Regions from separate parts of the Mus musculus genome. Here region 2 is linked to region 1. Evidence: chromatin loops called from intact Hi-C (ENCODE). Cell type or tissue: heart. All regions are shown on one strand. Links, peaks and the distances in the headings refer to the core of each region. The heading gives the core; the rest is flanking DNA. Region 1 holds the start of Ccdc13 (coiled-coil domain containing 13). Region 2 holds the start of Zfp651 (zinc finger protein 651).

Region 1 (15,284 bases), core at 2,817-10,816:
ACACATATACACACACACTGAAGGGAAAAGAACAGAATTGTTCTGGGCAACCAGGAGCAAGCCTGTCTGTCTGCAAAGCAAGGAGTAGTAGCTGTCACCCTGTAAAGAGACTACTGCAGAGCGGATCAGCCTGGGAGCAGGCATCTAAGTGGACCATCCTTTCCTCCTGGTCTGTGTTCCCAGGGCTTAGAGGCTATAGCTGTATAGTCCCCTGACCCCCATGCAAAGTGGCTTAGATCTGGGCCTTCCTTGGCCCCTGCCAGGCATTCTGGGCAAAAGACATAGACCGGATCTGTTGCTTGGGACTGCTCTAAGGCTACAATGGCAGAGAAGAGCCCTTGGCTGGGAACTGTGGCAGAGTATCTGAGAGCACACTGGGGAAGGGGAGGCCCAGGTCATGGCTACCTCACAGACGCAGCATAAAGGAGAACACATACCAAAGCTCTGTCTCCCGTCTGGGTCTTCAGTGGCTTAGCCCCTGCATCAGTGGCCCCCTTGGATGGTGGCTTGGCTGACGCCATCTGCAGCTGGAAAAGCAAACGCGGCACTAAGACTTGGTTCTGCTCAGCAGCTGCACAGCCAGCCGAAGCACCCAGTGCTGCTGGATGTGTGGGCCACCTGTCCTAGTGTCTGAGTTCTTGCTCACATGTGGAACACTAAGGAATGCTCCTTTCCAAGCTACTTGTGACAGGAGAGGTTTGCCTGGTAATCAACCCTATTTCCTAGGAAGGGCAGCCCAAAGATCTGTTAAGACCTTAATAAATGACCACAGTTCAGTCATACTTTCTAGGGTAGTTTGAATGAAAATGGCCCCATAGACTCTTAGGAAATGGCACCATTGGGAGGTGCACTCTTGTGTGTCACTGGGGGTGAGCTCTGAGGTTTCCGAAGCTCAAGCCAGGCCTGATGTCACTCTCTCTCTTCCTGTTGTCTGTGAATCCAGTTGTAGAACTCAGAACTTCCTCTACAGCACCATGCCTGCCTGCGTGCCGCCATGCTTCCTGCTATGACAATTGTCTTAGTTAGGATTCTATCGCTGTGAAGAGACCCCATGACCATGGCAACTCTTACAAAGGAAAACATTTCACTGGGGCTGGCTATTGATTCACTTGGTAAATGTGCCTGTACATTGTTGGCACACACAGGCCCCTAGACTGGCATTCCATTATTGTCTTGGCAAGAAGTATAGTGACATGCAGGCAGACATGGTGCTGGAGAAGGACCTGAGAGTTCTACGGCTTGATACGCAGGCAGCAGCAGGAGACCATACCACACTGGACATAGCTTGAGCATCTGTGATCTCAAAGCCCGCCTCCACAGTGACACACACACCTCCTCCAACAAGGCCACACTTAATAGAGCCACTCTCTATGGCCAGGCATTCACACACAACTCTTTGGATACCATTCCTGTTCAAACCACCACAATGATAACAGACTAAGCCTCAGAACTATAAGTCAGCCCCAGTTAACGTTTCCCTTTATAGGAGTTGCCATGGTCAGGACATCTCTTCACAGCAATAAAACTCAAATTAAGACACTCTCAGCCCAGAAGGCAGAGAATAAAGGAACCAAAGACTTTGGGTTTCAGGTGAGACAGAGGGTGGCTACCACATGGGCACAGCCTTGTGACAGAACCTGCTGTAGGCAGCTACCCTTTAGTGACTTTTCAATTGTTCTTCATACATGGTGGTCAATCTGATTTGGGGCATGGCCTCCCCTCTCACATCCCTGACATCATCCTATATAGGCTTTGGCCATACTGGTCTCTTGTACTTTCTGCCCATTTGGCACTATGGGTCTCAAGGCCCTTTGAGTGGATGTTGTTCCCACAGCCTCTGGCTGGGCCTGCTGGGAAAGCCCCTTCAAGCAGCTCCTGCCACTGTTGCCTGTCAAGGTGTCGCTCCTTTTCCTTTGCCCTGGCTGTGCTGTGCCACACTCCCACACAGCACCATCTCCCAGGAGTGGAACCACCCATGCCTACTCTATTCCCTCCAGTGAGTGGCTCAGAACATGAGCCAACTCTCCAGAAACACATCGCAGAATGAATAAACTCTTCCTTAGTGCCAGCTCTGAGGACCAGGGTGGATCATGCAGAGACTCGAAAATAGACTTTGCACTCAGAAAAGGCTACAGAGGCTCCAGTCTGAGGAGCCATTCCAACTCTTCAGGAACCAGAACCATGGGGCTGTGCCCTGCTGGAGCAGACAGGTCTGTGGCTAGGTGGGAGGAAGGGACAGCGAAATGGGGGAGACAGAACTCATCATGTCACTGCTTCTGGATGTGGCTTCAGTTGAACGGGGGTTTCTGGGAGAAGGCTGAGCACATTTATCTAGGGCTTTCTACATGCTAGGCTCTGTCCTACACAGTTAAACACAACATCTCTCAATTCCCAGGCAGCCTGGCAGCAGGGCCAACGCTGTCCACTTGGATGGGGAACCAAGACAGGTGTGGGGCATGCGAACAGATGCAGATCTCACAGTGAAACTCCGTGTTCATCGCCCTTAGCCAGACCATGCCAGGCTTCTTCTCAATGGCCAGTGTCCCCTAGCTGCCTGACATACTTCCTCTCTTTGCATGTGGCAGACACCAGGCATCTCACTCCAAACAGCTGTGCCCTGTGACCTCCATAAGGACCCAAGACCTCCAAGTGTGGCCTCTCTCTGGAGTTCACTCCCCAGGAAGAGCAGCCCAGGCCCTTACTTGGTGTTCCAGCTCCTGGATGCGATTGGTCAGCTGCTTTATCCTGACCTTTGCGCTCTCTGACTCGGCCATCAGCCCCCGGTTCTTTTTGGACAGTTCAACAATTTTGGTGGCAACTAGATCTCCAGCCATCCCAGACGCCCCTAAAATGAAAGAAATCGCAAGGTCCATTTAAAAACACAACCTGCACCTCAAATCTGCACAGCTGTTCAGAGCATCAGCAGGTTGCAGGCAAACTATAAGATCGGAAGGCAGCTGGGCGCAATGCCTGTAATCCCAAGTCAGGAGCCAGAGGCAGGGGGATTGGAAGTCCAAAGCCATTCTCAGCTACACAGGGAGCTCAGCCTGGGCTACATCACTAAGACCTGGAAAAATAATCAGATACCAGGATCTTAACTGCACAGAGAGTGAGCTATGAACCTCAGTGAGCAGGGCATAGCCCCTGACCTTTCTGTATCTGCCCGATACCAGCTTTGGCTGGTAGAGAGTGTGCAGGGAGACAGTCCAACTGGTTTCTTGCTTATGCCATCTTACAAGATATCTCTAGCCAAGGTCAGCTGGCTGGTTCCTAAAGAGGAACACATGGAACAAAGTTGTGGCACCCTAGCCAAACCCCAAAGAAGGTACAGATGTGTGTGCACATTGTGTGCTGTATGTGTGCACACATAACGATGCATGCTTTATATGTGCATACATTGTATGCTATTTGTGTGTGCACATGCACATGCTGATGTGTGTTTTATGTGTGTGTACACTGTATGCTGTATGTGTGCATACATGCACATAGGTTCAGGTGTGTAGGGAAATCAGAGTCAACCTTAGGGTGCTGTCCACCCTTTTGGTTTTGAGACCCAGCCTCTCACTGGCCTAGAGCAGAAGCTATACTGGCTGGCCAGGGAGCCCCAGCCCCACCTGCTTCCCCAGCACGGCACTACAAGTGCAATGTGTTTTCAAAAACATGATACTTGGGATCAAACTCAGGTCTTTATGTTTGCAAGGCCAGGGTACTAGCTCCCTAGACCCCATGAATAAATTCTTAGCGCTCAATATTGCTGAGATCCACGTGGTTGGGAGTTACACTGAGCTGTGGTAACACATGACCAAGACAAGCAGATTCATTCAGTGGAAGTGATTCGGTAGGAATGGAGAGCGCATCCTCCAGCAGTCCCAACAGACAATAAACAGAACTAAGTGTGTACTATGTGGGAGGAACGTGTGCTCGGAATGAAGAGGGGTGCCTGTGGTAGGTGATGACATTTTAGACAGGGATGGCCAGGGAGGGGCCTCTGAGAGAAGAGGAAGTGTGAACAGTGGCCTAAGTTAATAAAAGGGAGGGATCCAGCCAAGAGGCAGAGTGCTGGGAAGGGGCTCTCAACATAGGAGGCAGCCCCGAGAAGCTGGGGTGGGCGTGGGGAGGAGGTGTGTGCAGGAGGATGAGTGCCAGCTGGGGCTACCTGGTGAGCAGCAAGAGCTCTTGTAGCCTGGCCTCTCTGCGCTGCGCCCAGGATCAGCGGGAGCTCGGTCAGGACACAACTAGAAGTCACTTCCCTGCCAACTTCCCTGCCAAATGGTGGTGGCACACACCTTTAGTCCCAGCTCTCAGGTGGCAGAGGCAGGCAGATCTCTGAGTTGGAGGCCAGCCTGGTCTACAAGTGAGTTCAAGGATAGCCTGGGCTACACAGAGAAATCCTGTCTGGAAGAACAAAATAAACGTCACTTCCCTCTAAGCCTCAGACCACGGAAAGAGACAAGCACACAGGGAAGCGCTCCAGCAGGTAAAGAAACTCCATTTGAGCTGAGTTTCAGGGTCAGTTGTGGTGTGAACACCCTGCTCCATGTTGTCATGGAGCACACTCCTCAGATCAATGTATGCAATAGGTGGTTTCTAGGAAAAAAAAACACTAACACTCGTAAAGGAAATGTGAGTGGCCTAGAGACGGTCTTCCTGGGACTAATTTCCTCTTAGGACTCAAAAGCAACAAAAATCCACAATTAGCCAGCAGAAGACTGTCCAAGGAAGCCCTGGGAGCGGGAGGACCCAGTGACAGCACCCTTTCCCTGCCTTTCCCAGCCCTTCCCCCGACAGCCTCAGTCCTGAAGCGGCAGCCCTGGGAATAAACAGGTCAGAAGAGTAGGCGAGCAGACAGGCCAGCACCTGACAACAGTCCTTACAGCACACAGAGCAGCTAAGAGCAGAGCTCAGCGTTCACCCTGAACTCTTCCAGACAGCTACACTTCCAGATGGCATACTACACTTAAAAGCTGTGTGTGGTGCAAGCTGCACTCCCCATACTAGGAAGTTAGACACAAAAGGATCAAGAATTCAAGGCTTGATTTAGCTACACAGAAAAACAGAGTATGCCCCGTGCTATATGAGATATTATCTGGAAAAAAATTAATAAACCCACAAAACTGTAATACATAAGCAGGACACAAAGGGACCTAGATGGTGCTAAAGTTCCTGCAGCCCTCAGCAAGTGGAGAAAGAGTAACTAATTGTAACTGGAGTATATGCCATGCTTAGTGTGAATTAAGCAAGAGATGGAGCTGTGCCTGGTGGTGAGCTGGAAGCTGAGGAAGGATCCCAAGTTCTAGAACAGCCTGAGCGACAGATGTGAGGGAAGAGAAGGGGAGGGGAGAAATGAAGGGAGGGAGGGGAGGGGGACAGGGAAAATACTCAGAAAGCGAGGACCAGCAGACCAAGTTTCAGCATGGGGAGCAGAGCAAAGCAGCCCCAGGAAAAGCACAGGTGTGTGTACATATGTGTGCACATGTGTGTGCGTTGGCAGATGGAAGAGGTGAAGCAACAGTACAGGCTGGGGAGGAGGAACCACCCCAAGCCCTGCCCACCCACCCTTCCTGTTGGTGGGGATGGATCCCCCTCCCCCCCCCTCCCTGGAGCCCTGGCTTAACCAACACACCCCACCCCCAACCATGCCCCTGAGCAGCAGGGAGCAAAGCTGAGTGTCTATCCCCACAACCCAAAGCCTCGTCTTCCTGTATTTTCTGTTTTAGATAGGAAAAGCCAAAGAACAGAAGGAAGAGGTGCATCCAGCTACTGGGGGCCTTTGGGATGCTCAAGTCCTCCTGATGGGACTTTTGCCAAACCTGTTTAGGGAGAAGGGAGGGAGGGGCTCTGGAAAGAGCAGGGCAGTCCCACTGCTCCCCCTGGTGGATGGCACTGGCTCTCTGTTTATACTCACCTGGGAGGTTTGCTGTGGTCCACAGGAGCACTATGCCATCAGAGGCACAGTCCCCACCAATTTACATGCTGGGTCAGAGGCATCACTGCAGAGCCTGTGCCTAGCCCACACTCACAGGGCCAAGGTTACCCCTTGTGAAGACCTGCAGAATCAGAGTCCTTCTCCCACCTCTGGTGCTAAGTTCTCCACCAGAGTTAAAGTGCAGCCCAGACCTACAGGGCTGCTGAGGGTGGCATCTGTCGAGGGTGTTTGGGTTGTAGAAACCTTTCATAGAGGAGCCTACGTTCCATCTGCAGCAAACAGCAGGTGTGTGTAGCATGTAAGCCAAGTACCAAGGAGAGAGAGACCCCATCGACTACTGTGAGCACACCTGACCCGGCACTGTTCTCTTACAGGACAACTGGGCCCACCCACCTGGACTCCAAGCCACGCTTGAGTTACCTGTGAAGGCGAATCTGTCCTCTTCTATTTTCTTCTTGAGGTGTTTGATCTCAAAGTCCCTCTCCTTCAGCAGCTTATATAGTCGCCCATTCTCATCGACTGTCTCCCGGAGCTCACTGCGAAGATGCTGGATTTCATCTTCCAACACCCTGCAAGGGAAAGGTGGACCGACTGCTCCTCACAGGCAACAGTGCCCAGGCCTCTGCAGCTGGCTTACACCTGTAGTATCAGAGTTGGCCACTAGGGGGCACTAAGAAGTTGTCTGTACAAAATAAGACCAACACTATGAGAGAAGAGAGGAGATTTAAACATACTGTTCTCAGAGCTGGGTGATTAAGTGTGGATGTGCTATGTAAGAAGACTCAGGTAGCGTTGCTTATTTCTTCATATGGGTTATATAAAAATCCTCATGTGTGTGTGTCCATGTGTACGAGTGTGTTTGTGTGTGTGCAGATGCACATGTATGCAGACATGCACATGTGCATGCGTGTGGAGCTGAGAGAACACTGTGGAGGTTATGCTCAGACATGCCATCTACCTTCTTTGAGACAGGGTGACTCACTAGCCTAGAAGCCAAGTTCACATAAAACCTGGACACCAGCCTCAATTTTTAATTAAGACTTAGAATTTCTATATACCCTTGCAGGATAACATGTCTGTGTGTGTGCATGTGTGTATGAATGTATGTGCCTGTGTGAAAACACCAACTATGTTAGACTGGCTTGTCAGATAGCCAAGGATCTGCTGTTCCTGTCTTTACAAAGGCATGAGACCATGCCCAGAGTGATGGGAGGGGCAGATGACACAGCCCAGAGCAGGCCCTGGAAACAGCTAAGCAAGCACTTTATGAAAGACAGGGATTGTAGGTGAGGGCCACTGTGAGCGCTGCTGTGCCTGACGTCACTCCACCAAAGGTCAGCTCCACTGTCTATGGTTTGGGGCCAGGCCCACTATAGATAGGTCTGGATCAAGCTGAGGTAAAAATTTAAGAGCCATAGGACTTTTTAATTATTGAGAAAGCTCCCCCCCCCCATTGGCATTTTACAATAGGTCATTTGGAAAACCAAGAAACCATAAAAAAATGAGTTTGAATCCAGCAAAAATATTCTGGGCAAGATCAAAAGCAAAGAGACAACTCATCAATGGCTGTGGTCTTTGGGACAAGGCTATCACAAGGTACTGCGGCAGCCTACACAGGTCTGCGTGCTCCTGTGGCACTGTAGAACCATGAAAGGCAGCCTGGTTCCTGGTCGAGCACAGGCTGGAAACCCCAGTGACCCTGAGGGACGGCAGGCGTTTTGCCAGGCTCCTGACACCAGGCCGCAGCCCTCCATAGATCTGTGGCCATCAGTCATGTAACGACAATACCCCAAGCCCCTCTACAGGTAGAAGATGTGAGTGACTTGTGGTCACACAGCCTCAAGACAGATCTCCATTTTAATGAGGTACCTAAAGGCCTGGAGGCTTAGCCAATAAATACCCTTTCCCAGACACTCCTCCTTGCAAAAGGTATCTTACCTCAGGCCCACCCTGAGAACTGGGGTATGGTTTTTACTCATCCACTTTCCGTCATGACAAAAAATGCCTTAAAACCATGGACTGCCTCTTTTCATCAAGAGCCGCCGTGGGGAGCAATGGAGCAGGCCTTCACCTAAAGAGCTGGCCATCTAGTCTCCCACAGAAGGCCTTTCAGCACTCCTAGCCACGGCCTCCATCAAGCCCAAGCCAAACCACCCACCGAACAGACCAAGGACTCTCTTCCCCGTGGGACCCAGCTGGAGCTCTCCCCCACTTTCCCTCATCCCGGGGCTAGATCCAGCCCGCAGGTCCCCACTCTGTTCTCAGCTCTTCTGTGGTTTCCAGCGGTGCCTGGGTGCCCAAGAGCCTGAGAATCAGATGGCCCAGGTCTCCCTGTAGGCCTGGGAACCCCCAAGCCAGCTCCGGCTTTCCTTGGAATCTCAGACTGCACCCCCTAACCCCAGAGCTGTGTCCCGCAGCCTCCCACAGCCCAACACCCACTCAGAACCCATGTGAGGTAAGCGCAGTAAAAATTTCCCACATCCCACCTTCCCAAGCAGCTCAAGTCCTGTGGCAGAGCGGACTCGGGACCCCTATAGCCCTACAACTGTCAGGTCCAGAGCACTGAGAACATTTTGGATATCTCCAACTTTCACACTAATGACTAAAGAAATCTGCAGAGCTTCAGAACAGGGTGACATTTATGTGCTAATATCTCTCCGGGTGTGTGTGTGGGGGGCGGCCAGTGCTGGCAGAGGTGAAAGAACCCAAAGGATCTACAAACTATCAAGTCCACCCCAGTCCTTAGAAGCACAGGTCTAAGCAAAGTGAGAGAGAAGCTGGACTAACCATGGCTTGATGCACTTACAGTCTCTCTGTCTGCCTTTAAATACACAGCCTAGCAGTGCTCGCCCAGAAAGCACAGCTCTGTCAGCTACAAGAGGCCTCAGACATCTGTGTCAAACTTACTCTGAACTTCCAAACACCTGCCCAGGAGAACCAGCTGTCTCCACCTGCTTCTCCACCTACCTGCCTGCACGGCATCCACTGCACCCCTGCCCTCTCCACCTGCATCCACTGTGTCCACTGCACCCCTGCCCTCTCCACCTGCATCCACTGTGTCCACTGCATCCCTGCCCTCTCCACCTGCCTGCACTGTGTCCATTGCATCCCTACCCTCTCTACCTGCCTGCAGAGAGTTCACTACACCCCTGCCCTCTCTACCTGCATCCACTGTGTCCACTGCACCCCTGTCCTCTCCACCTGCCTGCACTGTGTCCACTGCACCCCTGCCCTCTCCACCTGCCTGCAGTGTGGCCGAAGGGTCCTTACCTCTTCTCAAATATGTTTTTTAGGTTCTGCTCCTCTGTGTCGAGGAGGCTGAGGCCATCCGGGATCACCATGAACCCTTCCTGGTTGTCAGCTTTGCTTTGACAGCTCAGCTCTTTCTCCCTCTTTTTCTCCATCTGCTTCTGTAACCTTCGGTGCTGTAGCTCCTGCATGGCCTTGAACTGGAGTCGCAGAGTATCTGCCGAGCTCTCATCAGCCGCCATCTTGCCCTGAGAACAGAGAAGCCAGAGCTGACTGTACGACTGACTAGCACGTGACTAGCACATGTCCAACAGTGAATCTAAGAAGGCGCTTGCTCGCACTCGGACACCCTCACCTAAAGCGGGGCAGAGCAGACTCCCTGACTGCAGGTGGCAGCAGGAGTAGCCCTTCTGTCAGCAGCTTTCAACTCTGGCTGCACATTAGCATCTCCCGGGAGCTGTCAAAGCTGAGGATGTCTGAGCTCAACTCCAGACCAGCTAGATCCCAGTCTCTGGACATAGGCTCCAGCCATCATTTCTTCTTCACAGTTGGGGGCTAGAGCTGGGTGAGTGGCACATACGAACAGTCCCAGACTTTGGATCTCAACAGGAGAACCAGGCATTAAAGGCCAGCCTGGGCTACAGAGCGCTGTGTGTCAAAAACCAAAAATAAGTAAATACAGTTTATTTGAGGTATAATTTACACATATTAAAACACATGAACAGACAGCTCAGCAAATGTCCCTACCATACTTTGAGGTCACCCATTCACCCAGAAGACAAGCCCCAAAGTACTGGTTTAGACCTAAAGCCCTTTGGAATCAAGTGCTTCTGACATATGCCTCCTTGTCCATCTGTCCTTCCTTCCCACAGGCAAGGAAAGAGCTTATGATGATGTAAGGAAAACATCATTTGCTACATCCACTCCAGTAGTGACTTGCTTGACAGGTTTAGAAACCGGGAAACAGTCCCGAGGTGAAGAGTTTCATGAAAACTTAGTGTCCTGGAACTGTGGCATCCCATAGCACGTATGCTCCAATTTTGTCCTTGCGAATGGATCTGTGTGCTTCTTTTCAGTATTGTTTTGTTATAGGTGCCTCCAAGCAATGACTTGCCAAATACCTAAGCAAAATTGAACTTTGCTTCCTGGCCTTCACCAATGCTCTAGATAGTCCTTGAGCCGACCCTGGGCTTGGAATTCAGTAAGAATGTTGCCTATTCAGTGACATTCAGAATTGCCTTTAGTATTGTAAGAGAGATAGTGAAAGAAATCAGGCATTACTATCTACTACATAGTTAGAAATCTCAGGGCAAGCTTAGCAAAGTAAGTTTAGAATTCTTATTATAGTTATGTATGGCAGACTACATTACTTATTAGTAGAAAGTCCCCCCACACTATCACTTAGAATAAAAGCCAAGTCACTCCCATATACAGGAATTTACATTGGTTTAGGAAGTAGATTGGGCTGTGGTTTAAGGAGGAACTAGAGTATTGCATTATTCATGAGAAGGTTAGCTAGAGTGGAACTCCCTAATTAGAAGCATGACTTGGGTGTGAAAGCCCTTGCCCTAGAAGTGTAAAGACCTCACAACTGGCTTTTAAGACTATAGCTGACCTTAGATAGAGCTGACTTTGTCTCAGTTGTTTTATTGACCATTTCCTGCCAGTCTTTGCGTTAGCATTTCCTTTGTTTCGTTTAAGAGTCATTAAGCATCCGGTAACCTTATTGTACCTTGCCGATGTGTCACCTAACTTCCCTATTTTCTTCTGTATAAAAAGTTTGATGCTCGAATTGACAAATTACATTCAGATCCAGCACACTCCCTGTGTCCTGTCTGTTTGTCACCCCCCAATTCTCACTGACTCTATGCCCATCTGTCCGAGACTCTGATTTGCACAGATTGAGGAGGGCCCACTGAGCCTGGTCCATGGCAGAATGGCGCCCGAACAGGGACCCGTCTGTAGCAATCATTTCCCCTGAGACACAGCACACCAGCCAAGCCACCTCTGTCTATTATCCCCTCGGAGATCTCACACTCAGTTTCAAAGGAGGAGCTTGAGACAAGGGGCCATCTGTTCCAGCCTCCTCTCAGTTCCCATCAGAATCTCGGCGGCCATTGCTGTACCTAGGCCCACTCATGCCTGCCAAGTCTCTGCTCCTGCTTCCCTCTGCCCTGGACGCTTGCCTACCAGTAGTCAGAAACATGTGTCACATTGAACAATTCACCTGGTCCTTTCTCCTGTTTCACTGGCCTGTTGTCACTCATGTAGGGGTCCAGGACATGTTCAGCATGTCCTGCACAATTGTGTCCTGGCCCACACATCAATCCCTGTACAGCTTCTTCAGTCCATCGTCCCCCACATCACAGCCACTTTCTGACAGCATGATCTCTCAGTTAGACCACCACTATCAGCTAGACACTAACACTCCACCGCGGCCCCCACTCTCATACTCCACGGCCAGTCCCCACCCTACTGAAACCAGAAAAATGAGCACTCATCATCCAATAACCATACATTTTAATTTTTATAATTGTCCTCGAGTCTGTCTCTGTATTGCTCCCCTCAGTATACTCCCAGGCTCACAAACGCCTCAGGACATTTACGCTCACTGCTTGGCTCCCTGAGTGACCAACCTGTCCACCTGCCTTCAGCTAACCCTTTAGCACCAGGCCTATCTCGCATGCTCCTGTAGCAGAGAAGACAGATCCAACACCCCCCCCCCCCGCGCCATGTCATCTGCCTTGAGAGCATTTCGTGTCTTTGTATATTCTTGTACGCAGGCTTACTGACTGTCTCCCTCCGTCCCACCAACCATGAGGTCCACACAGGTGCTGCTCACTGCCCCTCCCGTCCTCCTCCCACCCCCAAGGCTCGCAGCAGGGCCTGGCACACAGCAGTGAGATAAGATGTTGGTGAGCTACTGATGATGCTTAGGATGAGGCAGGCCCCGGCTGCCCCTGGAGCTCCTTACCCAACTTGCGGTCTGGCCTGTACTGGCAGACAGAACACGCTTCTCAGAAGCACAGCCGTGAGCTTGAAGCCCCTGTGCAAACGCAGAGGTCCAAGCCCAAAGGCACCATGGCCCAAGCATTGGATCTTGCCAGGCCCCCAGGCCCAGAGCCAACATCAAGTTCTCATAAAACTTCCCCTCCCATGCCCAATATGACCCCAAAGACACCCAGCAACAGTCGTACAAGGATGGAGGATAATAATTATGGCCTTCCCAGGGAGGATGGGGCAGTTAAGTGTGAGAATGTGTGCCAAGCACTGTATCGTGTGTGGGAAACTAGTGTCTTTGGCACAGTGGAGTCGCTGTGAGAGCGCAGGGCCCTCATTGACTGACACCTACGCCCTGCCTAGCCTCAGCTCATCTGCTGACTGAGACATACTGCCCCTTGCTCAGAGCCTCAGTGTGGGATGGAGGACTCCGTGTTGGTGGAGAGCTGCCATTCAGGAACAGTAAGGAAACCACAGCAGCTCGGGCGGGGCACCTGGGAGAGCAGCACAGCAGGCGGTCGGCCCAGACTCATTTACTCCTGGGAACAGAGGGTCTGAGGTTGACTGAGCAGATGCTAACCTCATACAGGCAGTGCACACAGATCTGTTCTTCCACGTGGATCTCGGTCTGTCAGGGAAGACAGGCCCTGACCACACAGATGTAGTGAACATGCTCTGAGGGGAAGATGAGAACATGGCCGACACAACCGACTAGCTCTTGGCCTTTGGTCCTACAGACCATCAGGAGTCTGGACACACCTACCTAACCCCTAGACCAACGACCGTCACCCAATGGGCTATTACCATAGTTTATAACTCATGTCTCTCTCTGCTCCTGCCTCACCCCATACCACAGCCTGTTTGTTCTTCACACACTTGGCCCTGACACTGTCCAACATGCTCTCCTCAGCACAAAGCCAGGGCCCCTCCCCTCCCGCGTCAGCACTAGGGGTGCCTTGGGCTCACAGCTTGCACTCTGACTGCTCCTTCTAAGTTCTTGTCTCCGTGTGTTCTCTGGTTGCCTCCTGGACATCTCTGGATTCAATGGGTTTCCACTGGGATGACTCCCCTGAGCTCCTGACAAGCGCTGCCCCTGTCCCCACTGTATATGAGTTACCTTTCCCATTGCTGTGGGCAAACGTGTGACCAAAGCAACTCAAGGTGACTTAGTTGGCTCACAGTCTTGGAGGATACAGCTCACCATGTTGGGGAAGGACAGCACCCACAAGTGGACGGCTGCAGGGGGTCCACTGTGGGGAAGCACGGACAGATGAAGGCTCCACTCCTGCTTTCAGTCTGGGGCTCCGTGGGATGGCGGGTCTTCTTTTCTCAGCTAAACCTCTCTGGAGACACCCTCATGCACTCGTGCACACACACAGAGGAGTGTTTCCTAGATGGCTCTAAATCCAGTCAACTTGCTAGTGAGTATGAACTGTCCCAACCCTTGCTTGTACTCACAGAACACCATCTCCCTGCCCAGGTCATTCACCTTTGCTCCTGACCTGTAGCACACGTTACATACCAACTGTGCTTCCTCCCACTAGTACGTACACTACCAGAGGACACACACTTTAACTTTATTTTTAGCTGTTTGAGACAGGGTCCTGCAAGGGCTGGCCGGATGACCTGGCACTTGCTGTGTAGACCAGGCTTGCCTCAAACTCTTGGCAATGCTCCTGTGTTGGTCTCTCAAATGCTGGCTATGTACCAACACGCCTACCAGGATCATTATTTTCATCCACTTTGTTCATGGCCATGCTACAACAGGACACAGTAGGTGCTTAATGAATATTTATAAAAAAAACATGAAAGAATTTGGCCTTTTTTTTAGACAACTATACTTTGTAACCAACAAACTACCTTAAAACCACAGATAACCCTAATTGCTTACAACTTTTGTTTTCTCTTTAAGACAAGATGTTGGTATGCAGTCCCGTCCTGCTTCAAATGTGAGTATGATTACCAATTTGGGACCAGCATGGGTCTTCTAGTGAGTTTTAAGGCCATCCCAGGCTACAGAGTGAAACCCTACTCAAAAGACCAAGGAAGAGAAAAGCTGTGCGCAGGACGGTGGATGGGGCCTTGAGCACCCATCACTTCTCACCAGCCTGCCACTTTCTAGCTCACCCACGCAGCCCATCCCACCTCCCCATCCTGTATGTTTTTACAAGCCAGAATGAGGGTCAAGTCAGGGCAGCAGCCACGTGCTGAGTGGCAGCTGCAGAAGACCTGCTTTCTAGTCATGCCCACGCAGGTCGCTGGGTCGTTCCTCTGCCTCACGAACCCTCCTCGCGCGGAAAACACGAGTCTGCCCAGGGAGGGGTGGGAACAGCCCGGCCCCAAGGAGAGGCCATTCGCAGGGTCTATGGTTTGGTTTCCCAGTCTTGGCTTCTCGCTGCTCGGCCCCCAGTTCGATCCCCCTCTCCCGGCTCCACTCTAGGCTTCCGATTCGGTTCCTCACTCTCGCCACGGTTCCGGTCCCCACTTGGCCCCTTGTTTGGTTTCCCGCTCTGTCCCTGGCTCGGTCCTCGCTCGGCTCCCGGTTCGGTTCCCCGCTCTCGGCTCCACTCTTGGTTCCTAGTTCGGTTTCCCGCTCCGCTCGGCTCCCGGTTCAGTTTCCCCGCTCAGCCCCCGGTTCTTTTTCCTGATCCGCTCCGGTTCGATCCTCGCTTGACTCCCGCTCTACTCAGCCTTCCTCCACTTACCGCGGCTGCGCTTCGGGGTCTGTCTTAAGGGCCGCGGGCACTTCCTCCGCCCTTCCCGACGCCGGCATGTGCTGCCTTGGCAACCGTCACCAGGGAAACCAGCACGGTCGCGCGCGTCTACGGGGGCCGAGAGAGCCTCTAAAGGTCTGAGCTGAGCGTGCTGAGGGGTCCGGGAAGACCCACAGAACTGCACACACCAGCTGGACATGAGAATGCAAAGTGCCTACGAAGCCTCCACTCTTCCGGAGTGTATTTTATTTAAGGATTTGGGGGGTCTGTTTGTTTTTGTTTTTAAAGGTAGGGTATCATACAGTCCAGACTGGCCTCAAACTCGCTCTGTAGCCATGCATGACCTTGAACTTCTCATCCTCCTGTCCTTATTGAATGCTGGATGACACAGGCTG
Region 2 (15,284 bases), core at 3,063-11,062, 70 kb before region 1:
GTAGAAAAATAGTTTGCTCATTTTTATGAATGGATTTCAAGTAAATTTCCCACTCTTAAAAGGTTTCTTTATTGCTATCTTAACCTTGATTTTACTACCATTTAAAACATCCTCGAAAAACCCATAGTGTTGCAATAGTTAGAACAGAAAATGGGAGTTGATGGCGTTGTTTTGTTCTCTTATACAGGAGTGGTAGATCCTATGGCTCAGACAGTGAAAGTGACAGAAGTTACTCTCATCACCGGAGTCCCAGCGAGAGCAGCAGATACAGCTGAGATGTCTCTGTACAGATTGTGTCTTAAGTGTAAATACCTGGTAACTTAAAGCTTAAGAAACTGGATGGCAGTCTGTTGTGTTTTAGTATTAGACCTCAATCCTATAGTGGATATTTCTTGTCACTTATTTACATGTGCGCAAAAGAATTTAAAGTGCAGATGTCCCTAGAAATATTTCTATGACCCATTTTACAGTAGGCAACTATGGAATTTTCATTTTCTTGAATCAAGAAATGGTAAATTTGATGTAAGTATAATTTGCAGTGTCACTGTAGATAGGGTTTTCTGTAGATCACATTGTCTGTAGAATTCAGGTTTCTTTTTGTTTCAGGTTTTAGCATCCATGCTGCCAAACACAATTATGGAGAGCTGTCACAAGACACGTGTTCTCCATGTCCCCATGTCCCCATGCTGGTTGTCGTCTTGGTGTGTGCTGTCAGATGAGGCTGTCCACATCCATATTGACCATGGCCAGGTGTGCAGGGTGGTAGCTCATTCCTCTGTGTCCCAGCTGTGAGCACCCACACTTCACAGGGAATGCCAGCCCAGCCACCCCAGCTCCTGCTTTGGTGCTTGGTGCCTTTGGTTCCTCGTATACCCTATGTCATATTGTCACATACTGCATTTCCTGATGCCAGAAAATGAATTGTGATTTTTTTTTTTTAAATTCACTGGCACCAAAAATAATTTCTTCTGAGCTGGGTTCACTGTGAGTGTAGGGGCTTCTTCCAAACACAGATATGTGGTGGAGGTCCCTTGGAACAGAACCTGTATGGCTGGTCATCTTGTTCTGCACATGTGTGCTAAAGTGCCAGCTGAAGAATGTCCTTCAGAAGCAGCTCCACAGACACTCCAGCCAAGCTTCACTCTCACTGTGGCAATAGTAGCAGCCCTGCCCCAACCATCCTATTCCCTGTTTGTGTCGAGACACCCCCCACCCCCACCCCCACGCTGCCCCCTGACTCCATGAAGCCCTGCCTGATGGAGGAAACCCAGGACAAAAGTTGGGGGCAGCAGGGTCACAGGCTCTGCTGCACAGAAAGGGGTTCTTACGGCTTTGTGTGGCTCCTCCAGGAAGAATCTAACCTGTAAAAACTAGTGTGGGTTTGTTTCTTTGTTTTGTTTTACTCTTTAGTTTGCATTCTTTCCCCAAGTGTACTTAATCACCTTAGTGCCGGTTAAATCCAGTTCACAGACTTCCTGTCAGGTATATGGTGTAGAAGTCTGTACTCTCCTATCCCACCCAGGCCTTGCTAGTGCATTTGGGAAGAGTAAAGGCCTTGGGCTGGAGGAAATTACTAAAGCCCTGGCCAGATGGAGGGGAAGTACTGGATATATGAAAGTAGTCTTCCAGGGCCATGTGGCTCAGTGATATATAGCATGTGCTTAGCATGTAAGTAGCTCTGGGATCAGAGGTCAGCACCCCACAAATAAATAATGGTGTTACTCTGTGATGTATGTAAGCAGCATTTTGGTGGCCAGCCAGCTATTGTTCACCATGTCTGTAAATTAGTTAATTAGAAGGATAACATCGGAACTCAGTGCTTGGCGGGTTAGACATGTGGTTTATAGTGAGTGGGTCCTTCTACCCCCCCCCCCTTTAAAGTTGCCTACAAAGAAGGGTGTTTGAATCTAGTATTCAGTAGGAAGAATGCATTCAGAGCCCAAATAAACTGGCAAATGTAATTAGTAAGAAAAGGTCACTATTGGGCCATATATTCTTATTTGGTTGCTGTGTAACAAGTTATCCCAAATTTCTCAGCCTAAGAGTGCCTATGTGTCATTGACAAACAGGCAATGGTAGGGTTGACTCATCTGCTCAGGGTCTCAAGGTAAGGTCTGGAAGAGCTCATTTCTCAGAAGACTCTGGGAAGACGTGACTTGTAGCTGGGCCCCTCTAGAGCCCTCGGTGGATGCCCACATCGCCTGCTGTAGGCCTTGCCAGCTTCAACCAGCAGGGACCCTTTGAGTCTTGTCTTTTTTTCAAAACCTCTGCCCTCCTCCTGCTTTAAGGGTCCATGTAAGTAGATCAGACTCCAGAGATAAATCTCTACTCGAAGTCCCGTGGCCAGAGGAATTACAGACATTGTCGGGTTCTGGGGATTAGCATAGCAAGAGGAAGGGCATCCACCTACCACCTACTGCTGCATGGACAGGGCTTAACCTGTACCAGCAGGCACTCATGTTCAGTAATGTCAACCTTGCTGTTTATACTCGACTGAATACAGAAATGGCTTTTCTTCTTATCCACGATCATTCTGTATTTTGAAGTTATTTTTTTAATAAAATTGAATTATGTTGTGTAATGTGCTTAATAGAAAATGCTTTCTTTATTGGATGATTTTGTAACATCCTGTTTACTGCAAGTGGCATAGTTGATATTGTTCAAAAATGTAGAAAATACTTTTGTACATACTAGCAATGTCTAATTTGTATATACTTCTATGAAATTTCTCTACAACTTGAAAAGGATCTTGTAGAAATGAAAATACATGCTGAGTTTGAGCCTGCCTGCTTGGTCTTTCTTTGCTCAAACTCCAGTCAGTTTCTGATACAGCCAAGCGAAGAGACTTGTCCATTGGCAGGTTACTGGGGTGCAGGAGTGACCTGGGAGAGCCTGGCAGAAACATACCCTCTGGTGGGATGCAACTCCAGGTCTCCTCCCGCTGTCCTCTGCAAGTCATCTGACTGTGGCACCCATCATCACTCACCTCCTAAGACAGACCATGTGACATTTGAACATACAGGTGAGGACCTGCTGGCTAAGCAGAGTGAACCTGCTAGCTTGTTTGCAGAGAACTGGGTTTGCTAAACAGTGTTTCCCCAACTTGGGAAACTGAAAATTGTCGAATGTGGGTGTTTTATTTTTTATTTAAAGAAAATGCCAGGTGTGGTAGGGTAGTGCACATCTTTAACCCCAGCAGAAGAGGGTGGATCTCTTGAGTTCAAGGCCAGACAGAACTGCATAGTAAGACTCTTTACTCTTGTGGTGTGGTGGCAGGACAGCCAGGGCTATACAGAGAAACCCTGTCTCGAAAAACCAAAAAAAAAAAAAAAAAAAAAAAAATATTAATTAATTAATTAATTAAAAGCCGGGCGTGGTGGCACAGGCAAAATACCCATAACTTGTTAAAAAGACAGGTCAGAATGTCTAGCTGAGACAGATTACTGGTTGCTGTAGTCTCTCGGGCACCTCGAGGGAGGAGTTAGAGCTCTGCATTCAGGAATCAGTACACCACAGCACAGGCTGCATTCTGAGGCCTGGGCCTCTTGCCATAGCTGCTTCCTCCCTGTGGTTTACAGCAGCCCGGTGTTGTCTTCTTCAATACCAAACCTCATACAAGCAGTAAGACCAAACTCCTGAGGCTGAGGCACCTGGGAGATACCAAGGCAGAATGTGGGTTTTAAAAGGGCCAGAACTACACCTATGTCCACTGAGCCCTAACCCTGATCCCTGCTGCCCACATGCAGATTCTGAGGACCATTGTCTCTGCCCTAACTTTAAGAGGAGTCTGCCTCCCTGAAGACTATGTCTGGAAACACTTAGGGCTCAGAAGACCTCTAGAACCCCCACTACTGGGCAGACATGTAGGACCCGATGGTCTCTGCACAGCAGTGATGGACGTAGGCCTTGACACTGCTGCTGGTCACATCTGAGTTAAAGGGATGGGGGCTTCCGCAAGAAGTACCACGGCCCAAGGTTGTGGAGGACTAGGGTCTCTGGGAGCCTTTTGGAAGTTAACAGGGAGGCTCTCCTGTAAGGCCCTGGACTTGGTGTGGGAAAGGGAACCTGCTGGTTTGCATTAGGCTCCCACCCTTGTGCAGCTGTGGCCCATTAGTGCTGGACTCAGCAGCCAAAACTGAGGGAGATGGAGGCCACGTACTGTACACCCTCCCCTTCCAGCCTGCACCACCCACTTTTTGGACTGCCTAACTTGCATTTCTGTTACCTGGTGAGCGTAGTTTCCCCAGCCAAGTGCAGGAACCCCAAGCAGTCTGGGGTTGTCTCCTTGTTCTCCAAAGTGAAGTTTGGCCTGGAGTCACTCAGCTTTAGGGGTCTAAAGCACCCACCTCTATCATGGTAATGAGTGCTCTGGCCCCTAAACCAACCAACAGAACTTGAGGTTGTGGCCTAGAATCCTTCCTCTGCTCCCATCTTGTCCCTCCAGTTGGCTGTACCCCATGTCCAGACCACTCAGTTCTGCAGCCATGAACACAACGGGGCTTCTGGCTTTTGCAGCTGTTGCCAGTGACAAGCCCAGTGTGCCCTCTTGCCCTCAGTCGGAGTTCAGAGAACCCAAATGAGACAGCAGGGGGTGGGGTAGGGGTGTCACTCCTTTACCTTAGCCAAGGCCAGTACCAGCTTCTTCCAACCTCCCAGCACAGCGTCTACATGTTTTCTCTCTCTGCGGGACTCTCCTTGTCCACCCAGTAGGTAGACAGCCCTGCCCTTCCCACCTCCCAGGTCAGTGCAGCAATCAACTGGGTCAGACGAGAAACTTGGGTTTTGGGAAGTGTAGGAGACATCATCGGTAATTGACAGGTTCACAGCTTCAGCCTAGAGCCTCAGATTCGGGAACCCAGGTAGGGGCATGCCCTGCGCATGTGAAGGAAGGGGCTCTCCTCACTGTCCCTACCTTTCTTCACCTACTCAGCTTCCTTGCTCAGGGGTAGTCAGCCCATGTCCAGTGAGAGATCCTTGCATTCTGAGGGGACAGACCTTCGACTATTTGATGACACCTGCTTGGCTCCAGAGAAAGAGCTACAGCACACCATGAGGAAGGCGCACACCCAAGGAGACTGCTATGGCTGGAGTGGAATGGCCCGGCTGGAGCAGTGTTGGGAGAGTGACTAGGCTGAACAGTGGGTAGGGGTGCGGGGCGTCCGAAGGAGAGACCACGGTGGTAGTCCGTAGTCCCGCCCTGCTGTCGCTCGGCCTGGCAGCGTTCCTTCGCAGCCTCCTGCCAGCACAGCCAGCCCCCTGCCCCCACGGAGCCGGTGCCAGAGCAGCGTTCCGCAAGCCGAGCTGCATCTTCCCAGCGCCGAGGCTGCGCGGAGGGCCCCTCGGCCGGGCCTGGGCCTCTGGCCCCCACCCGGCTGTTCCAGGTAGGTCATCTGAAAGGCTTCCGTCGTTGCGGCGGTTGCTCGGAGGTTCTGCAGCCAGAGGCCCCCAGGTAGGTTCGGGAGACTCAGAGCAAAACGCGTGGGAGGCCGGAGCAGCTACAGACCCCAGACTCACCCCCAAGTCGGAGCAGCCGGAGTCACAGGGGGCGGGAGATGAGCGCGGCTGGGGTACGGGTCCATCAGAGTCGCCTGGCTCAGGGGAGCAGGTGGGTCGGGGGGCGGCGCGCTCTGCTCAGCGACCTCACGCCTACCCTGGCCCCGCCCATGCAGAGCAGCGGGAGGACACCCGGGTTAGACTCCCGGACGAACTTCCCAGCAAAGAAGGGCAGAGAGGGACTTCGCGCGGGAGGGTGGGATCGAGCGGTCCAAACGCTCCCACGTCACCAGCCGGGTCGGTCCGGGGACCCCGAGGCTCTCCCGAGGGCAGCTGCATCGAGACGGCGCGCGTCCGCGCCCCCAGCCAGCACGCAGGGCGGCCTGGCCCTTTAAGCGTCCAGACGGCGGCCCCAGCTGACGCGCGGGCTCCAATCGGCGCCCCGCGCCCCCCGCCCGCCGCGCCCGAGGCTCCCGGGCCGCAGCTGCTCGGCCGGGACTTGCCGCGGCCCTGCGCCTCCGCCCGCCCGGCCGGCCGCGCCCCCGGGGCCATGGTCGCGGGGCCCTGCGCAGGGGCGGCCCCCAGCGCGGCGCTTCATGGAGCGGCCCGGGCCCGGCCCTCGGGGGCAGCGCGATCCTGCGGGGCCCTGTGAGCTCCCAGCGCCGCGGCACCATGGTACGCAGGGCCCTGCCTGTCCCCCCGCTTATCCGCCCACCTGCGAGCGCCTCCTTTCAGAGCGCACGGCCCCTTGGGACCCGGTGCAGGGTCTGGAAGACCTGGCCCCTCCCCCGGGGTCCTCGACCCTATCTGTCCGGTGTGCAGGGCCCAGAGTGCGGCGCGGCGGCGCGGCTCAGGGGTGAAATTCCTGGGGTGGGGGGTGCAAACGCGAAAGGCCGAGGTCTTGCTGCGCACGGGCGGAGGGGGGAGCTTCTCTGCGTCCGGACGGCGCCGCCCCGGGGCTGGTAATGGGGGGAAAAGGGGGAGTCGGATTCCCGCCCGGGCCTTGGGCCACGTGGGCGCTGCAGCCGCTCTGCCGGAGACTAGGATGGATCGCTCCATAGGCGGGGGGCGCCCACAGCTGGAGTGGAAACTCCTGTGTGACCTTGGGCCGGTCCCCTGCCGTCTCTGAGCCTGTTTCCCAGGCCTCTCCAAAGAAAGCATCCAGAAGTCATGAGCCTGTACCCCTGCCGCCGGGGTTTCACCAGATGGCCTTTGGGAGGCAAAAGCTTGGTGGCCTCTGCAGGTGTCCCTCTGGGGGAGGGCTGCGATGCAGCTGGTGTACCCAGGTGTTGAGAAGCCTCCTCAGCTTCAAGGAGCCGGAAGCATCTGGCCAGAGGCTACACAGCTGGTGGGCACTGATCCGGAAGGGGCCCTGCCACTGGCTGGCAGCATCTCTGGTCCATGGCTGGGGAGGCTGCAATGTGACTTTAGGGATGCCTGGGTTTCTGCCAGGCTCAAGTGGCCCTGCCCAAGCAGGAGGTCCCTGGGGAAGCTTTGTAAAGGGAAAAACGGGGACCCCAAGCCTGGAATAAGTGGTGCCATGGGGGGGCCTTTCCCTGCCACCGTCCACCCCCCAGTAGTACAGACACCAGGACCTGCAGGTGCAATGACTGGGAAGGAGGCAGGACCAGAGGGTGTGGTGACTGTGTCTGGATGCTTAGGTGGTTCTCACACCTCATGCTTCCACCCACCTCACTTCCAGGACTCTCCAACTGCCTGTCTGAAGTGTACCAGGCAGAAGGGAAGGGTGCTGGAGTGGCAGGATGGCCACAGCTCCATGAGTAAAGCCTCTCTGGGCCTCAGTTTCTCTAAGAAAGAGGAATTGGTCCCAGAAAATGAATCAGAGTGAGTCAGAGAGGGATGGGCGGGGCCCCGTGCCACGTCCCTGCTGGACGGCCCAGCAGTTCTGGGATAGATTCAAGAATGGGTGGCTGGTGGGGGTGTGAGGGGTGGAGGGAGCTTCAGGAAGGCAACGTCTGTTGGTGGAGCGGAGGGCAAAGAGTGGGCATGTCTTGGGCTGCTGGCCGAGGGCACAGGTTCGAAGCTCCTTGGGGCTCACCCGCAGCTTCTCCTTTAGCAGAATGACAAGGGAGCTCAGAGTCCATGCTCTCTGTCTGGCCCACCCACTGCTGACAGGAGAGAGGACTTAGAGGGGACAGCTTCATCCTGGGACCCCTAAGGAAGGTGGGGTTGTGTCCCCCATTGGGATGCATCGGCATTCACACACTGGAAGCTTTCGTCTCCACAGGCAGAGCCCATGGAGCATCCAAAGCCAGCCGTTGTAGGGCCGGACTGGCCAGTGTCTGCTGAGCCCCAGGCCCTATGTGAGGGATAAGACAGGCCCATCTCTACCACCCGACTAAACAGGACTGTTCTGGGAGTGGGGCAGGGCCTAAAGGCCTGGCAGTCTGATCTGTCAGTCACTAAGGTCCCTAGGGGGCTCTCCAGGAGGTGCGACCTCCAAGACAGGACCAGCCTGGAGCTTCTGCGTCTGGGCTGGGGTGCCGGAGTGTGGCAAACAGAGAAAACAGCCCGTCTTCCCCCAGGACCCTGTGTACAAAAAGCTGCTGTAGCTTGAGTGGGCCTGGCTGTCTTTAGCCTGCTGTCTTCTGTGGCCCCTTAAAGGCCTTTGTTGGCCACTGTCCAAGTGAAACGGCCCCTGGATGCTACAGCCTAGGTGCAATAGCGGAAGCTGTGTCTTCTGCTGTTCACGTGCTCACAGTTGGGCAGGCTCCTGTCTCAGCATGGTGGGAAGGTCAGGACGGACTGAGGCATAGCTGGAAGTCCAGTTGGGGCACAGTGAAGAGGGATCCTGGGGTGGCCCCTAGTGTGTGCACAGAGGAAGAGCGAAGGGAGTGCCCAGAGCAGCTACCTGGGCACAGGTCCCAGGACATCGTAGCCCTAGCAGCAGCTGTCCCTGCCCTGCGTGCCCGTGCGCACGTCTGTGCGTCTGTCCTTCCCCCAGCTTGATGGATGGATCAGATCATTTCTGGTGGTGGCACCTCCCACATTGTGGGCAGGGGTGGGCAGTGGTTGGCCCTCACCTCTCCTGTCTCTTGGCCCCACAGTTGCTGGTTGAGAAGACGACAGACTCCCCGGCGGCAGAGTTCTCGCTGGTGGAGGACGTGGCCCTGCACTTCGCCTGCTTGATGGGCCGCCTCAATGAGCAGCGCCTCTTCCAGCCAGACCTGTGCGATGTGGACCTAGTGCTGGTGCCTCAGCATAGCGTGTTCCCCGCACACAAGGGTGTGCTGGCCGCCTACAGCCAGTTCTTCCACTCGCTCTTCACACAGAACAAGCAGCTGCAGCGGGTCGAGCTATCTCTGGAGGCACTCGCGCCCAGCGGCCTGCAGCAGATCCTCAACTTCATCTACACGTCCAAGCTGCTCGTGAACGCGGCCAACGTGCACGAGGTGCTCAGCGCGGCCTCGCTGCTGCAGATGGCTGACATCGCGGCCTCCTGCCAGGAGCTGCTGGACGCTCGATCCTTGGCGCCCTCGGGCCCTGTGGCCCTGGCACAGCCTGCCACCAGCTGTGCTCCGGTGCCTCCACCACCCTACTACTGTGACATCAAGCAGGAGGCAGATGCCCCAGGCCTCCCAAAGATCTATGCCCGGGAGGGCCCCGATCCCTACTCTGTGCGTGTGGAGGATGGAGCAGGGGCTGCTGGGGATGTAGGCTCTGCCACTGCTGGGCCAGCACAGACACTCTTCAAGGAGGAGAAGGAAGGGGCCCCTGAAGAGGCAGAGGCCCCAGGTAGCCTGTGCAAACTGGAAAGTGGAGAGGGGCTGGAGCCAGAACTGGATGCCTCGGGCACCTATGGGCACCAGGAGCAGTCACAAATCATTGTTGAGGTGAACCTTAACAACCAAACACTGCATGTGTCCACCGGACCCGAGGGCAAGCCAGGCTCTGGTGCCAATCCAGCCACTGTGGTGCTCGGCCAGGAGGATGGCATGCAGGGACACTCGGAAGAAGAGGAGGAGGAAGGAGGAGGGAGTGGAGGGGGAGAGGAAGAGGAGGAAGAGGAAGAAGAAGAGGAAGGCAGCCAGGGAGAGGAGGAGGAGGAAGAGGAGGAAGGGCCCAGCGATCATCGAGAGGATGAGGATGAAGAAGATGGGCCCAGTGAGCAGGATGCAGAGAGTTCTGAGGAGGAGAGGGAGGCTGAGGGCAGGCAGGACCCCGCAGGTCCCGCTGGGTGTCAGGGCAGCCAGGTGGACCCTCCACCACATAGCCGAATGTCCACACGGTCCCGGGGACAGAACACCCGGCGCCGGGCCACCCCTGAGCCAGAGGAGGCTGGACGTAGAGGTGGGAAGAGGCCCAAGGCCTCTGGAGCTGTTCCGGCATCCCAGGCAGCTGACGGGCTGGGGGCCAAGGTGAAGCTGGAGGAAAAACAGCAGCATCCGTGCCAGAAGTGCCCTCGGGTCTTCAACAACCGCTGGTACCTAGAAAAGCATATGAACGTGACCCACAGCCGGATGCAGATCTGTGGCCAGTGTGGGAAGCGCTTCCTGCTGGAGAGTGAGCTGCAGCTGCACAGACAGACGGACTGTGAGCGCAACATCCAGGTGAGACATGCTGCCCAGACAGCCCCCAGGAGGAGACAGGTGGAGCTGGGCTCTGGCCCACAGAGTTGTGAGCAGAGGATTGTGGCAGCACCTTTCCCAGAAGAGCAAGAGCAACAGGGATGTGGGGGAGAGCGGAGTTATCTGAAGCCCGGGGCAGTAGGAACTGCCGAGGGATGTGTCTTTTAACAAATCTAGGCCGGCAGAGAAATGAAGGGGCTTATCTGGAGAGGGCATCACCCTTTGCCCACCCCAGAGCCACCGTGCAGAGCAATAGATAGCCAATCAAGAGGGATCTTGGGTTCAACTCTGGCATGCCAGCTACTCTGAATCTGGAGGAAAAAGGCTAGATGAGGAATTTGGAAAGAAATGGGAGTGGGGGAAGGCTGGAGTGGCTGCCAGGTCTTGGGCCAGTCTGCACTGTCTGAGCACACTCCAGCATGTGCAGTGTGTGCACACACCCACACACCAGCATTCATAATCACCAGCACGTGTGTACACACCAGTATGTGTGCACACACACCAGCATACATGCACACACACCAACATGCATGTACATATACATACACATCAGCATTCGTGCACACACACCAGCATGCGTATAGACACACATATACATCAGCATTTGTGCACATACACACCAACATGCATGTACACATACCACACGCACACACCAACATGCATGTACACATACATACACATCAGCATTCATACACACACACACCAGCATGCCTTTCACCTTTTCTGACCCAAGAAGAAAAAAAGAAAACCTCAGGCCACGGGTAGGCGGGTGCTAATTGCCTGCACTAATTGCTAATTGGATGCCAGTGGGGAAGGTGTGCCTGGTGTCCTGCCCATCACCCACTCTGTGCACCTGTTTCCTGACCCTGGGCTGGCTGTCAGCTATTCCTGTACCTTAAGCCACCCCGAGTGTGCAAAACCTTTACTCCTTCCTGCCCAGACCCCAGCCTCTAGCCTCTGGAGCCCATGCTGGGATGTGCAGGGCAGGAGTCCAGGAGAGCAGCTTTCGGTCCAACTACCCTCCACTGCCTGAAGGACCTAAAGCCTCACAGCCTGTAGAACCTGCAGAACTGAAAGTTCCTACCTACCAGGCACAGCTGCCTTAACTAACTTGACCTACAGCCTCCTGCTGAGAGAAGCAGACAAAGGGGCGGTGCTTAGAAGAGGGATCCTGGAAGAGGTACCCCAACAGCCATGTGGGCAGGTGTGGAAGGAGTCAACCTAGTCTGGGAATGATCCAGCCTTCTTACCAGCACTCTTCAAGTGGAGGAACAGGCCTGCCCCAGAGAGAGGCCAAGGGTAACTCTGGGTTGCAGCCAAAGCGCCCTTCCTTTTCCCCGTAGTGCATGACATGTGGCAAAGCCTTCAAGAAACTGTGGTCTCTTCATGAGCACAACAAGATAGTGCACGGCTACGCGGAGAAGAAGTTCTCCTGTGAGATCTGCGAGAAGAAGTTTCACACCATGGCGCACGTGCGCAAGCACATGGTTGGTGAGTCCCTGCTGGTGCAGGTTGGGGCAGAGGATGGGCAGGCTGCCAGCTGCCGGCGGTGTCGGGATTCTGCATCCAGGTGAGGGGATGCACCAATGGGCAGTTTGCCCAGTGCTTCAGGCTGCCTGGGAAACCTGGGATGGGAATCCAGCTGACACACGGCTGGGCAAAGCCAAGGACCCCGGCACGGTGTTATGTCTGCCCAAGACCAGGAACAGCTTTCCCCAAATCACACGATTCCACACGTGCTGGCCCAGCCCTGTCTCTGGCCGCCATGAGACCTCTCATGTTTTCTCACCTTTCGGCCCTCACAGGGCTTGAGGCATCGCCTGAGTGCAACCTCCCCCAGGGGTCAGACCTGGACACAGTAAGGAGGCCTCCCCAAGTGTGCTACCCACCCCACTTACAGGCAAGGCTGCAGGGCCTCTAGGTGGGCCTGGCTGAATGTCTGGATCCTGTGGTCACCTTTTCTTGCTTGTCTGGGCTCCAAGCTCCAGGGAGGAGTGGTCAGGGCAGACAGACAGTCCTTGGCAGACATGCCTCCCTTTCTCCACTGGAAAGTGTAAATTGCATGGGATGGGGACACTGGAATCTAGGTGTTGGCCAGGAGCATGCTGGGTAACCAGGTTGGTGATTTTTTTTTTTTTAAGCTGGGAGGACCATCTCCTTGTTTTCTTTATTGGCCTTCAGTGTCACTGGGCCCAAGGCTGATTATGCTGTTGAGTTCAGTATCACCCTCTAGAAAAGCGTGGGGTGCAGGGCTGCCAGAAGGCAGGTCTGGAGGTGGGGGTTCAGATAGGTGCCCTGAAGAAGTGACGTCTGGTGCCCACCCGCAGCCCACACCAAGGACATGCCCTTCACCTGTGAGACCTGTGGGAAGTCCTTCAAGCGCAGTATGTCGCTGAAGGTCCACTCGCTGCAGCACTCGGGGGAGAAACCTTTCCGCTGTGAGGTGAGCTCTGCTGGCTGCTGGCTGTCCCACCTCCACCCACCCCCATCTGCAGGGAGGGGGAGGAAGGGAGGTCAGGAGGATCTGCACGCCTGACGTGGCGGCACACGTATGCCCGTAATCCTGGGACAGGAGAGACAGAGGCAGGAGGAGCAGGGCTTCTATTCAGTGGGTTTGGGGAGGCGGTGAGTTGGGGAAATGTTTCTTTGCAGGCCTGAGAACTTGAGTATCAACCCAGGTTTAAAAAAGGAAAAGTAGCAGGGTGGTGGTGGTGCTTGCCTTTAATCCCAGCACTTGGGAGGCAGAGGCAGGCGGATCTCTGAGTCCCAGGCCAGCCTGGTTTACAAAGTGAGTTCCAGGACAGCCAGGGCTACACAGAGAAACTCTGTCTCAAAAAAAAAAACAAAGTAAATAAACAAATAAATAATAAAAAATAAATCGGGCATGATGGCACATGCTCACAATCGCATTGCTGTGAAGGCAAAGAGAGTTGGGTGCCTGGAGCCCACTGACCGGTCAGCGCAGCCTGAGCAGGGAGGTGAGGCCATTGAGAGGCCCTGTCTTAAAACAGCTAAGGTAGAAGGCACCTTAGGAAACACTGGCCTACACACAGGTTGGGTAAGGCAGGATTGAAGGTGTAGCTTTTCTCTTCTTCACAGAACTGCAACGAACGCTTCCAGTACAAGTACCAGCTGCGGTCACACATGAGCATCCACATTGGCCACAAGCAGTTCATGTGTCAGTGGTGTGGCAAGGACTTCAACATGAAGCAGTACTTTGACGAGCACATGAAGACACACACAGGTGCGTGCCTTACCCCCAGGGTCTCCGTTTACCTCTGTCCCTCCTTGGTGGGGTGGGATGGGATCTAGAGCTGGCTGTGAACACCCCTGCTGCCCCCACCCCCCATTGCAGGGGAGAAGCCTTATATCTGTGAGATCTGTGGCAAGAGTTTCACCAGCCGCCCCAATATGAAGCGGCATCGACGCACACACACAGGAGAGAAGCCATACCCGTGTGACGTGTGCGGCCAGCGTTTCCGCTTCTCCAACATGCTGAAGGCACACAAAGAAAAGTGCTTCCGTGTCAGCCACCCGCTGCCCGGTGACCCCGCCACCCTGCCTGCCACGCATCTGCAGCCCACAGCTCCGCTCTTCCCCACAGCACCTCCCAGGCTGGACACTAACTGACCCCCAGCACAGGCCCTCTTGGCCAGGGCCAGCAGACACAGACTAGGAGCTGGGCTGCAGCTGGATACCCGTGGCCCTGGGTCCTGGTGCAGCTTCTTGGAGATTTTACTCCTTGTGCTTGGGAGTAAAAGAACAGAGAGGGACTGGTTGGCTGCACCCCTCCAGGCGAGGGGTGCTGGAGGCAGCCGATACAGGGCAGGAGGAGCTCTGGGCTGCAGGCATGGCAGAGAGCCAGGCAGGGCCTGGGTCAGTTTCACCTGCCCATTCCTGGCTTCCCTGTGCCCCTAACTGACTCTTTAGGAGGGGAGGATTTGGGTGTGCCCCGTTGAAGGAGTTCTGGAGCCCCAGAGGCCTGTGGCCGGGGAGGCATGGCAGGATACCATGTGTGACTGGGCAGGGGAGTGTCAGCGTGTGAAGGCTGCCCCTCTGTGTGGGGCAGACTGGGGCAGGTGGGGGCTGGCCCCCATGGGTTTCCTTTCTTACATCCCTACCAGGCAGGTACAGGAATCCCCACCCTGCACTGGGACTTTTAAAGAGCCCCACATCCAGGAGAGAATGTCTCTGGGTGCTGGAGACCAAGCCTCCAGAGGGGAGAAAAACCTGATTCACCGGCCCCAGCTTCTAGGGCTCCTGCAGGAGAATGAGATCCCAGGGAGGGGCCCCACAGGAGCCTCAGGCAAGTAGTTCAGGGTTTCATGGTGCTATCTGTGGGGCAGGGGATGGGGAGCTGTCCACAGGGCATCCCTGCCCCTTACCAGCCTATCTGGCTGGACTGCCCCACCAGGAGACACGTATCTATGTCTGCTCCCCCAGAAGCCCACATGAGGCCTCCTCTCCTCTTGGGGCCAGGCCACTACCGCCCCTTGCTGGCCCCTGGTCCCTCTTGCACTCTTGTACAGTCTGGGGTGCCACAGTGCAGCCAGGGAGAGAAGCTGATGTGTTTAGGCCTCTGTGGGAGCAGGGAGCTTAGCCAGTGCTCAGCGTTTGCCCTTGGGGGGCAGGCAGTCATAGGCCACCCCTCTCTGTTGTCATTTCATGTCCTCTGTTTCCCCGGGTTTGATCTCCCACTGTTGATAAGCTTCTTTGTCACACTCTGCACCTTACACCCCTCCCGCCGCTCCCTGCTGCTCCCAGCCGCTCCCAGCATGGCCACACTTGGAAGAGGCCTGTGCCCAAGGGGCTGGCAGAGGGTGCCGAATCCCTTGACCTCCTCAGAGGCCCACTGAGCTGGGACAGCGGGCTGGGGACATTTTAATCATCAATAAACGAAGCACTTTATTCTGTACAGGTGTGGGCAGGCCCAAGGTGCTCGGCTGAGTCGGCTGTCTTCTGGGCACGGAAGGGTTGAATGAGCTGTTGTCCCTGTATAGGCACCCTTTCCTAGCCTGAGGAGCAGGCTGCAAGCATGCCCTTAGCCCCGCCCCATGTCCACTGGGGAGACAGGTGGGACCCTCCCTCTCTGAGAAAGGAAGGTTACCCATTTGCATACTCCTGCCCCACTGCCTGAGGTTGGGCTCCAGGCTCCTGCAGTGAGGCTCCTCCAGTGGTACCCCTAATCTCTGGGCTTCCGTG

Evidence for each region. Hi-C counts contacts between places; a loop is a spot of excess contacts. Peaks named below come from ENCODE experiments on the same cell type or tissue, not always from the same donor. Only the 100,000 strongest peaks of a DNase experiment are listed, where the experiment ranks them.
Region 2: a loop joins it to region 1, with 2.2 times the contacts of the local background. A loop is called at or near these places in 12 of 42 quality-filtered maps.

The regions. Positions count from the first base shown.
Region 1 is chr9:121,824,531-121,839,814 of GRCm38, forward strand. It overlaps Ccdc13 (coiled-coil domain containing 13), which reads right to left and starts at 14,931. Exons shown (of 16, transcript NM_028384.1): 1 at 14,881-14,931; 2 at 9,197-9,423; 3 at 6,347-6,495; 4 at 2,703-2,845; 5 at 438-527. The coding sequence starts at 9,417. In heart, for the core only: CTCF peaks have their summits at 5,875 (motif pointing left), 6,588 (motif pointing right) and 6,787; a DNase peak (open chromatin) is centred at 6,551.
Region 2 is chr9:121,754,058-121,769,341 of GRCm38, forward strand. It overlaps Zfp651 (zinc finger protein 651), which reads left to right and starts at 5,976. Exons shown (of 6, transcript NM_001166644.1): 1 at 5,976-6,168; 2 at 8,562-10,064; 3 at 11,426-11,573; 4 at 12,410-12,525; 5 at 13,182-13,326; 6 at 13,438-15,284. The coding sequence starts at 6,166. The coding sequence ends at 13,712. E530011L22Rik (RIKEN cDNA E530011L22 gene) reads right to left here and starts at 5,886. Exons shown (of 1, transcript NR_033503.1): 1 at 2,583-5,886. It overlaps Nktr (natural killer tumor recognition sequence), which reads left to right. Exons shown (of 17, transcript NM_010918.2): 17 at 188-2,784. The coding sequence ends at 275. In heart, for the core only: no CTCF peak of the experiment used is centred there; DNase peaks (open chromatin) are centred at 5,454, 5,584, 6,324, 9,874 and 6 weaker places; H3K4me3 peaks cover 3,377 bases; H3K27ac peaks cover 3,688 bases.